Regions from separate parts of the Homo sapiens genome. Here region 2 is linked to region 1. Evidence: chromatin contacts called from ENCODE Hi-C or POLR2A ChIA-PET data. All regions are on one chromosome and are shown on one strand. Each heading gives the region's core, a stretch centred on a gene start or an enhancer-like site at or near the end of the contact. The rest is flanking DNA. Distances are from core to core; before and after follow the strand shown.

Region 1 (5,563 bases), core at 1,676-4,175:
CTGTTATTGGGGTTGGGGGCAGGCAGGGGACTGTTTTAATTGTCCTTCTCTCTACTAATGCTGTTCATATTTTTCCACCCTGGCAGACATACGCCATCATCCAGTCTATTCTCTTATCTGGAGTGTATCCCTCAGTTCTTGCTCACTCTTAGTCACTGCCTTCTCCCCACCACCACCCCCCCAGATGTGGCCTTGCCCTCATTTGAACACTCAAATGAACTATTCAAGATGAGTAGGCAAGTACTTAATGAAACAGACAGACTTTCAAATCTGTCACCATGACATCTGTGTGAGACCTCTTTTCATAAGCTAGTTGTTTAGATGGCCAGTCATTTCTATATCACAGATATTAAGTACCCATTTAAAGCGATCATTTTATGGAAAGATAATTTGAAGTTATTGGTCTGACCAAATTTATTCTTCCTGAGATGTCAAGGGACTCTTGGATGATAAGTTACTGGATTAGGCTAAATCGTTTGTCCACAATTTATAATGATATAGATTTATATAGATGTATGTGTTCTTGCAGTTTTTAGACACAAAATATTGAGCATTCTATGTGACTGTATTCCAACCCCACCTCCAAGAATATAAGCTCTTTGAGGGAAAGATGTATATTCAGTATCTTTTCATCACATACAATTCTTGTTGAGTATCACACAATTAGTAGATAAGGAACAAAATCAGCAACTTCTTTCTCCACAGTGCTTCTCTTTAAGGTGGAGAACTTGTGCTGAATTGTCACTTTTTGACAGGAGTCAGTCTGTTCTCTGTCCTTCTAGAGGCTGAAGATTGTAAAGACAAAAGTGAATGGATTTAGTTTGGATACCATGTGCATGATGCTTCTTTCCTGCTAGCCCATTTTCATGATTCTGATTTTCTTTCGAAAAGCATTTTAAAGTGGTAAGGTTTTGCATGAAAATTTAAGTGGATAAATAACTAACAGTTACATATTTTACCTGTTCTGAAAAGGATATACCATTAATTGGCTGTAGATGTCCAATATGTGACCCTTGAGATGAGCACTTGAAATATGACTGGACTAAGGAATTGAATTTTAAATTTTATTTAATCTTAAATTTAGCCATATGATGCTAGTGGTGACTGTGTTAGCTGTAGACCCTCAAAAGCATGAAAGGTTCAAAAGTAGCAGAGTTTAGGACAGACTGGAATTAATTGGCAGATCAAGGGCCCAGAGGAGCCCAATTCTATCTGCAGGTTTGTCAATTTAGATGAGTAGACAAGTGCTTAATGAAACATGCTGGATTTTAAAACTACCATCACCAAAAGTTGGATATTAGCACATCTGCCTTAAGCTAGTAGTTTAGATGTGAATCATTTCTGGACCATAGATAATTACTCATTTAAATTTATCGGCCTTTTTTTTGAAAGATACATTTGGCTGGGTGTGGTGGCTCATGCCTGTAATCCCAGCAGTTTGAGAGGCTGAGGCGGGCAGATCACCTGAGGTCTGGAGTTCAAGACCAGCCTGACCAGCATGGAGAAACCCCGTCTCTACTAAAAATACAAAATTAGCTGGGCGTGGTGGCGCATGTCTGTAATCCCAGCTACTTGGGAGGCTGAGGCAGGAGAATCGCTTGAACCGGGGAGGCGGAGGTTGCAGTGAGCCGAGATTCTTATATCATAAATTACTGGATTGTGCTAAATCACTTATCAAATTTATATACTATTTTCATGAGGCTTTCTAAAAAGTAATTTATGAAAGAGAGATGTTGAGACACAAGGGTTCCATATTACTCATTTTTGGAAGAAAAGTTTAGTCATGCTGATGTCTTGTAGATGCAGGATTGGTTTTAAATCTGAAGCATAGACCGGGCGCGGTGGCTGACACCTGTAACCCCAGCACTTTGGGAGGCCGAGGCAGGTGGATCACGAGGTCAGGAGTTCAAGACCAGCCTGGCCAAGATGGTGAAACCCCATCTCTACTAAAAGTACCAAAATGAGCTGGGCATGGTGGTGGGAGCCTGTAATCCCAGCTACTCGGGAGGCTGAGGGAGGGAATTGCTTGAACCAAGGAGGCGGAGGTTGCAGTGAGCCGAGATTGCACCACTAGACTCAAGTCTGAATGACAGAGCGAGACTCTGTCTCAAAAAAAAAAAAATCTGAAGCATAAAATGTTTCTTCAGAAAAGCAGACACATCTTATACTAATGGTTTTTCAACATTATTAATCTCCTGTAATTTAGCTCTGTCTTGGAGAACTGGAAACATCATAGTCAATGACCTAGATACATGAGACTTTGCATTTCATTTATTCAGGACTGCAACATTTTGAATATGGATGATTTTGAACTCCCTATTTACTATTTACTAAGTGATGATGTACTTTTCAGGCGGCTAGCCACCTGCGTTATGTCCCATTATTAACGTAATCCAGGAAGTTGCTTAGAGAGCATAGAATTGTGTAACAAGAATTTCATCTAGGCAATAGAAACCAGTTTATTCCTAACCCAAACCTAGTGACCAGAAAAAGAGGCCTGTAACTCTGCAGTCCGGACCAGTAGTTGCTGTTTACTTTTCCAGTGATGCGAGACAAACTCTTAACATTTTTATTTAACTTAAAAACTAACATTCACTTGCCAGTCTTGATAGAGGGCCAGTGCCTTTGGTTGCCATAGATCCTCTGTAAGCCTCCAATTTTGAATAAAATACAAAGGTTTTGAAATCTGATTTGTAGTTTCTCTGTTGAAAGTAGAATTTGAACTTAGAGACCCTTGCATGCACTTTTGGATTTTTAATTTTCTTTTTCTAATTTTCTATAAAGTCTCATCTGGGTATAATTTGATAATGTAATAACCCCCCCTCCCTTTTTTTGAGACAGTCTCATTCTGTCGCCCAGGCTGGAGTGCAGTGGCATGATCACAGCTCACTGTAACCTCGACCTCCTGGGCTCAGGTGATCCCTTCCACCACAGCCTCCTGAGTAGCTGGTATTATGGGCACATGTCACCATGCATGGCTGATTTCTGTATTTTTTTGTAGAGGGAGTTTTGCTGTGTTGCCCAGGCTGTTCTCACACCTGCCCGCCTTGGCCTCCCAAAGTGCTGGGATGGGATTACAGGCGTGAGCCACCATGCCTGGCCTGGAATGCTGCTTTTCTAAGAGGAGGTTCTATGCCTAAATAGATACTCTCTTTTAACTCAGCATTTTGGGGGCTTGAGAGAAGGGTGGGAGTTGCTGAATTGTCAGCTTGAAACTTTCCAGTTTGGAAAAGTTCCTGGTAACTTAGTCAAATGAGAGAGGACTCCTGTGCTGGCTGAGAACTCTTAAAGGCCAGCAGCTCCTGGCAGCAGGGAGGGAGCAGGGCAGATAGAAGTGCTGGCATGCATTTAAAAGAAAAAAAAATCAGTCATGGCTCTTGCCTGTAATCCCAGTTGGGAGGCCAAGGTGAGAAGATCACTTGAGCCCATGGTTTTGAGACCTGTCTAGGCAACATGGCAAGACCCCACCTCTACAAAATAATACGAAAATCAGACTGGGCATGGTGGCTTACTCCTGTAATCCCAGCACTTTGGGAGGCCAAGGCAGGCAGATCACTTGAAGTCAGGAGTTTGAGATCAGTCTGGCCAACGTGGCGAAACCCCATCTCTACTCAAAATACAAAAATTAGCTGGTCTTGGTGGGAGGTGCCTGTAATCCCAGCTACTTTGGAGGCTGAGGTGGGAGAATCACTTGAACCCGGGAGGCAGAGGTTGCTGTGAGCCAAGACCATGCCACTGCCCTCCAGCCTGGATGATAGGACGAGACTCCATTTCAAAAAAAAAAAAAAGTACAAAAATTAGCCAGGCCTGGTGGTGGGTGCCTGTACTCCCAACTGCTCGGGAAGCTGGAGTGAGAGGATCACTTGAGCCCGGGAAGTGAAGGCTGCAGTCAGCAGAGATTGTGTCACTGCACTCCAACGTGGATGTCCAAGTGAGACCCTGTCTTAGTTATCATCATCATCTCTATGCACACTGGGAATTAAACTTCGTGATAAACCCTATGTGTTTTCGAGGGAGAACTGTTTAAATTTACTTGAAGGTAGTATACTAAGATAATTTTGTGGACACTTTTGTTCAAATTGACTTATTTATTTTTATTTTTTATTTTTTTGAGACAGAGTCTCACTCCATTGCCCAGGCTGAAGTGCAGTGGTGCAGTCTCGGCTCACTGCAACCTTCGCTTCCTGAATTCAAGCAATTCTTGTGCCTCAGCCTCCTGAGTAGCTGGGACTACAGGAATGTGCTACCACACCCAGCTAATTTTTGTATTTTTAGTAGAGATAGGGTTTCACCATGTTGGCCAGGTTGGTCTTGAACCCCTGACCTCAGATGTCCACCCACTTCAGCCTCCCAAAGTGCTGGGATTATAGGCATGAGCCACCACGCTCACCTTGAGTTGATTTTAACTTAAGTGAAGTTCAACCTAAGCTAGCCCACAAATATTCCTTTGTTTCCCCCCCCCCCTTTTTTTTTTCCTTTTTTTGAGACAGAATCTAGCTCTGTTGCCCAGGCTGGAGTGTAGTGGCATGATCTCGGCTCACTGCAACCTCCGCCTCCCAGGTTCAAGTGATTCTCCTGCCACAGCCTCCTAAGTAGCTGGGATTACAGGTGCCTTCCACCACGCCCGGCTAATTTTTTGTATTTTTAGTAGAGATGGGGTTTCACCATGTTGGCCAGGCTGGTCTTGAACTCCTGACCTCAGGTGATCTGCCCACCTCAGCCTCCCAAAGTGCTAGGATTACAGGCATGAGCCACTGCGCCCGGCCAGATATTCATTTAAAAGATGGGTATGTAATACCTGTTACCTGTTAAATAAAATCTAGGATACTTGTCTAAGGTAATAGGGTATTTTTGTAACAATTTGTAGATTTCAGTCTTTTTTTTTTTTTTTTTTCCCCCGAGATGGAGTCTTGCTCTGTTGCCCAGGCTGGAGTGCAGTGGTGCAATCTCTGCTCACTGCTCACTGCAACCTCCGCCTCCCAGGTTCAAGTGATTCTCATGCCTCAGTCTCCCGATTAGCTGGGATTACAGGCATGCACCACCACACCTGGCTAATTTTTGTATTTTTAGTAAAGACGGGGTTTCACCATGTTTTGTCCAGGCTGGTGTGGAACTCCTGACCTCAGGTGATCTGCCCACCTCAGCCTCCCAAAGTGCTAGGATTACAGGCATGAGCCACTGCGCCCGGCCAGATATTCATTTAAAAGATGGGTATGTAATACCTGTTACCTGTTAAATAAAATCTAGGATACTTGTCTAAGGTAATAGGGTATTTTTGTAACAATTTGTAGATTTCAGTCTTTTTTTTTTTTTTTTTTCCCCGAGATGGAGTCTTGCTCTGTTGCCCAGGCTGGAGTGCAGTGGTGCAATCTCTGCTCACTGCTCACTGCAACCTCCGCCTCCCAGGTTCAAGTGATTCTCATGCCTCAGTCTCCCGATTAGCTGGGATTACAGGCATGCACCACCACACCTGGCTAATTTTTGTATTTTTAGTAAAGACGGGGTTTCACCATGTTTTGTCCAGGCTGGTGTGGAACTCCTGACCTCAGGTGATCGCCCACCT
Region 2 (5,558 bases), core at 1,778-4,277, 46 kb after region 1:
GCTGTCCTCATTTCCTTGTTTCTAGTATTTATTTCTATAGCACATATGCATCCATAGTTCATTATAACAGAAAACATAATGTGTGTTCAGAATCCATACAACTTGAATCTGTAGCATATTTTCTTCTTAAATCCATTTACACAGGTAAACTATCCTATAAGGTATAGGGAAAAAAGAAGAAGAACCGAATTGTACATCAGGAATCTGGTCATCCAACTTCTTTGGCCTACAAATTCCTCACCAGAGAAAGAAAAGGATAGAACAGATGTTCTCTAATGTGTAAAACTCTGGTGGCTCACTCCCGTAGTCCCAGCACTTTAGGAGGCCGAGGTGGGTGGATCACGAGGTCAGGAGATTGAAACCATCCTGGCCAACATGGTGAAACCCGTCTCTACTAAAAATAAAAAAAAATTAGCTGGGTGTGGTGGCGCGTGCCTGTAATTCCAGCTACTCGGGAGGCTGAGGCAGGAGAATCGCTTGAACCTGGGAGGTGGAGATTGCAGTTAGCCGAGTTCGTGCCACTGCACTCCAGCCTGGCGACAGAGCGAGACTCCGTCTCAACAAAAAAAAACTCTGGTTTTAAGAGTGGTCATTAACACGTGTGGAAAAAATTCCAAACTTGAGCAAAGCAAATGCATAACATTTCCAGTCACAGTCATTTAGCACAGTGAATACTAAAGTACTTGATAATTTGACAAAACTTAATTTCACTTGTGCAGGAGTTGATCAATCTGGACTAAAGGAACTGCTTGACACAGAGGAGCTTAAAAAAGAATACTGAACTGACTGCTATTTTTAACTTACTTTCAGTTATGCTCACATTTCATAATCAAAACATTAGATAGTATATTAAAACAGTATCTTTAGAGCCTGAAAGTTTAATCACTATCAAAAGCAGTTCAAGGATTCTTAACATGGAGCACATGGAGACCTAGGGAATCCACAAATAAACTTGGCAAGAATCTGAATCCCCAGAAGTCATACGTTAAAAAAAATAGCTTTTTTTCCTAGGAAGAGGTCAGAAAATTCTTAAGTGAGACAACTGAAAGAACTAAAGAACCACTGTTCCTAGTCAAATTTTTTACAAGTTTTTTCTTAAATTCCAAAGGTGATTTTAATTACAACTTATAACAAATCTGTCTTCATCATAATGAGTTTGTATTTATTTATTTATTTATTTATTTATTTAAGAGACAGGGTCTTGCCTCTATTACCCAGGCTGGGGTGCAGTGGTGCCACTAATAGCTCACTGCAGCCCCGGCCTCCTGGATTCAAGGGATCTTCCTGCCTCAGTCTTCTGTTAGGATTACTGCATGAACCACCATACCTGGCTAAGTTTCCCTGCCCCCACCTGGAGGTACATATATTTCTGAAACATCATGGTAACTTTTCCATGCCTTTTTTTAATTGGAAGAAAACATTATCAGACAAGTATTTTCAGAGCTTAAAACAACAGATAGGACAGGCGCGGTGACTCACACCTGTAGTTCCAGCACTTTGGGAGGCCGAGGTGGGCAGATCACCAAAGGTCAGGAGTTCGAGACCAGCCTGACCAACATGGTGAAACCCTGCCTCTACTAAAAATACAAAAATCAGCTGGGCGTGGTGGCATACACCTGTAATCCCAGCTACTAGGGAGGCTGAGGCAGGAGAATTGCTTGAACCCAGGGGGCAGAGGTTGCAGTTAGCCGAGATCACGCCATTGCACTCCAGCCTGGGCAACAAAAGCAAAACTTCATCTCAAAATAAGAAAAAAAAAATGTTCAAGGCAGAGAGTAAAGCTACTCCAGTGGCTGAGGCAGGAGAACTGCTTGAACCTGGGAGGCAGAGGTTGTAGTAAGCCGAGATTGTGCCATTGCACTCCAGGCTGGGCAACAAAGCAAGACTCCCGTCTCAAATAAATAAAAGGTGAGTTTTCTAAATCACTTTTCTTACAAAAAAAAATACCTTATGCACTAGAATACCTATCAAATGAGTGGCTTTTAAACAGTAACAGGAAAAAATGTGTGTACTTCAAAAAATCCTATTAAAAAAGTAAACTCAAGTCTCAATGTAAAATCAGACTGTATCTGATTTTTAAGAATTTGAGGCTAAATCACACCAAATAGAAGAGTAAATTTTTCCACTGCACTTCAGCCTGGGTGACAGAGACCCTGTTTCAAAAAATTAATTAAATGTATTTTCTTAAGTAAATTTTTAAGCACCATAGACAAGGGACCAGTGGGGAAGGGAGACATAAAGTAAATTCTGCGAAAGACTGGTAAAATTCTAATTCCAGCAGGTTGACTCACTAGGTTTTAATCAAATAAGTCAACCCCTAGGGTAAGTTAACTACTTTTTCCCAAGACTGTATTTTATCATTTTCATTATTATCATTATTACTATTTTGAGACAGGGTTTCACTCTGTCGCCCAGGCTGGAGTGCAGTGGCGCGATCTAGGCTCACTGCAGCCTCAACTTCCTGGGCCAAACCAATCCTCCCACCTGTCTCCTGAGTAGCTGGGACTACAGATGTGTGCCACAACACCTGGCTAATTTTCATTTTATCTTTTTGTAGAGACAAGGTCTCATTATGTTGTACAGCCCAGTCTTGAAACCTTGGGCTCAGGGGATCCTCCCGCCTCAGCCTCCCAAAGTACTGAGATTATAGGCATGAGCCACAGTGCTCAGCCCTCATGATTAATTCTGAAAAGACCATTAAAGGAATGTCAGTCACTGTATCAACGTAACATGTAAAGCTGAAACAGATTTGGTTTTGACCAAGGCCATAACTATAGATCTCACTTATCGGTTCCCGAAAGTGATTCTCCTTTATGACAGGATTATGCAGAACCTCTCATTTGAGGGACATTTTAGGTACCTCCTAACCTTTATGACTTTAAGCTTTAACTGCTCACTTTTTTTTTTTTGGTGGAGATGGAGATCTCACTATGTTCCTCAGGCTGGTCTCAACTCCTGGCTTCAAGCAATCCTTGGGCCTCAGTCTCCCAAAGAGCTGTTATTACAGGTGTGAACCACCATGCCCAGCTTCAGTCACTTTTATTGGCTAAAAGAGCTTTGGTCCAGAAGATAAGGCAGAAAAACGAAACTAAAGATTCTAGCTTAAAACAGAACTACTAAGACTCAATATCACTCACACTTGTGCAAAATGCCATACATACAAAACTTCGTTACAGCATTTTTTATATAGCACAATTTAGGAAACATTCTGAAAGTTATGAATAAGCAATTAGTTACAATAAAGTCTAGGCCAGGCACGGTGGTTCATGCCTGTTAACCCTAGCACTTTGGGAGGCCGAGGTGGAAGAATCACTTGAGCCTAGGAGCTCGAGAACAGCCTAGGCAACATGGCAAGACCCCATCTCTACTGAAAAAGTATTAAATTTCCAATATTTGAAAAAATAAAATAAAGTCTAACCATAAGGTTCCATTAAACAGCCCTTTGAGAAAAAAAAAAGAGCCAAAGCAGAACACTATGATGCATGTCTGTAATCCCAGATACTGGAGGCTGAAGGTAGAGATCACCTGATATTAGGAATTCGAGGCTGTATGTATATAGTGTACTATGATCACGCCTGTGAAAAGCCACTGCACTCCAGCCTGGGCAACAAAGCAGCAGTCTGTCTCTTAAAAAAAAAAAAAAGTCAACTTGAAGATACATAGGTGGTTAGAGGGGAAGAGAAGGGAATCAAGGTATTTGCATGAGAAGGAGAAGACGCCTAACTTATAGCAGAAAGTTGCTCTGGTCTTCTTGTAAGGATACACAATAAAAATAGTGGTTGAAGTCGGGTGCAGTGGCTCACACCTGTAATCCTAGCACTTTGGGAGGCTGAGGCAGGTGGATCACTTGAGAAGAGGAGTTTGAGACCAGCATGGCCAACATGGTGAAACCCCATCTCTACTAAAAATTAGCCAGGTGTGGTGGCACATGCCTGCAGTCTCAGCTACTTAAGAGACTGAGGCAGGAGAATCACTTGAACCTGGGAGGTGGAGTTTGCAGTGAGCCAAAATTGCACCACTGCACTCCAGCCTGGGCAACAGGGGGAGACTCCGTCTCAACAAACAAACAAACAAACAAAAACAGTGGTTTTCTAAGCAGGGGAACTGGAATGCTGAAGGACAGATGAGGGATTCTCTACGTATCCTTCAGAGCCTTTCAAATGTGCTCTATGTGTGCATTTCCTAGTTAATAAAAAAAGATACATAAGCAGAGTAGGCACACAAAAAAGAAATAATGTAAAAGATTGATGTCCTTTTTAAGTGAGCTTATGGGTGGAAAACGAGACTAGCTTTAACTTTTAGCTCAGACATTGGTTCAGACAGAATATACCAAGGAGTAACAATGTCAAATTATTGCTCATTGAGATTAAGGCTCATCTATTCAGTTAGTCTATTAATATTTCAGTATCTACTATGTGCCAAGGATTGGTCTAGGCACGAATGAGCAATGCCCGGGATATCCAAGAGTCCCTAACTTCATGAAGGTTTAATGGGGAATAGAGAGAAATAAACAGTAAATAACATAACTTCGAACAGTAATAAGCACTTATACAGAAGAAAGGGAGATAGGAGGATAAAATTGTGGGGGAGGAAAAAGGGAAACTGGTTTATACGGGACAGGTTAGGTAGAGGGTATGACATATGAGCTAAGAACGGAACAACTGGACAAAGCAAGCAATGCAACAAACTGGAGGAAAGTCCTGTGACTGGAATAAGCTCAACCACTTATTGTTCAGGGTACAGCAAAGCAACAGTGTGGCTACAGTGGAGTGACCCAGAGAGAGAAGTGCAGATGCGCTCAGAAGTAGGCATCCCAAATGAATGCAGGGCCTTATAGCTAAGGGGTGGGGGGGAAGGCAAGATTCTAATGTAAGTGTGATGGAGAACCTCTACAGTTTTTAGCAGGGGAGTAACATGGTCTATATTTTAAGAAGATAACACTAGCTGCTGCTCCAAAGTAGGCTAATACAGGAGGCCAGGCAGTAAATGATGGAAGTGAACAGAGGTTTGAAAGACAGGGGGGAAAGTGTCTGATTTAGTACATATATTGAAAGCAGAACCTACAGAATTTGCTACTGGATTAGATACAGGAATCTAAATGAGATAGCAACTGGGTGAATAGTAGTCCAGAAAATCATCTTGTATTTGTAGTTAGTCATTTTACAGTAACAAGAGACAGGGGAATGTTACACTAATCAAGATCCAAATTCTGCCTCTTACCAGCTTTACCTTAGGAAAGTCATTTAAGTCAGTTTCTAGACTGCAAAATATATTGTCTAGTTCACAAAAATGTCTGTAAGAATCAAATGGTTAAGAAATCTACAAATGTAAATAGTGATCATTATAAGTTAGAAAGCATCATATTAACAGTCATGCAAATCAAGCCACCTTATTTTAACATTTTCATTAGATGAGAATGCTAACACTGATGTTATATCAACACTAAATTTCATCCTTTGAAAGTCAAAGGTCAGGCGGGGCACAGTGGCTCACGCCTGTGATCCCAGCACTGTGGGAGGCTGAAATGGGTGGATTGTGTGAGGTCAAGAGTTTGAGAC

What was found. A loop is a pair of places that touch in the nucleus more often than their neighbours do. ChIA-PET counts read pairs that join two places held with the same protein, here RNA polymerase II (POLR2A). Pooled maps may share reads with other maps.
Region 2: a pooled map shows a loop between it and region 1 (2.7-fold over the local background). The contact joins two enhancer-like sites. A Hi-C loop is called at or near these places in 1 of 168 maps with a recorded cell type or tissue (CD4-positive, alpha-beta T cell), 1 of 37 single-sample maps with no recorded cell type and 6 of 50 pooled maps. POLR2A ChIA-PET finds 5 or more read pairs at or near these places in 14 of 52 experiments (CD4-positive, alpha-beta T cell, GM12878, H1 and 9 more).

The regions. Positions count from the first base shown.
Region 1 is chr12:93,387,791-93,393,353 of GRCh38, forward strand. All of the region lies in intron 1 of NUDT4 (nudix hydrolase 4), which reads left to right. Among named protein-coding and RNA genes, the nearest start is that of NUDT4, 13 kb to the left of the region's middle. Within about 2 kb of position 2,926, at least 2 of the 41 ENCODE cell types and tissues checked have a DNase peak (open chromatin) inside an H3K27ac peak, as active enhancers do.
Region 2 is chr12:93,433,732-93,439,289 of GRCh38, forward strand. The region is part of intron 1 of UBE2N (ubiquitin conjugating enzyme E2 N); the gene reads right to left. Among named protein-coding and RNA genes, the nearest start is that of UBE2N, 5.4 kb to the right of the region's middle. Within about 2 kb of position 3,028, at least 5 of the 41 ENCODE cell types and tissues checked have a DNase peak (open chromatin) inside an H3K27ac peak, as active enhancers do.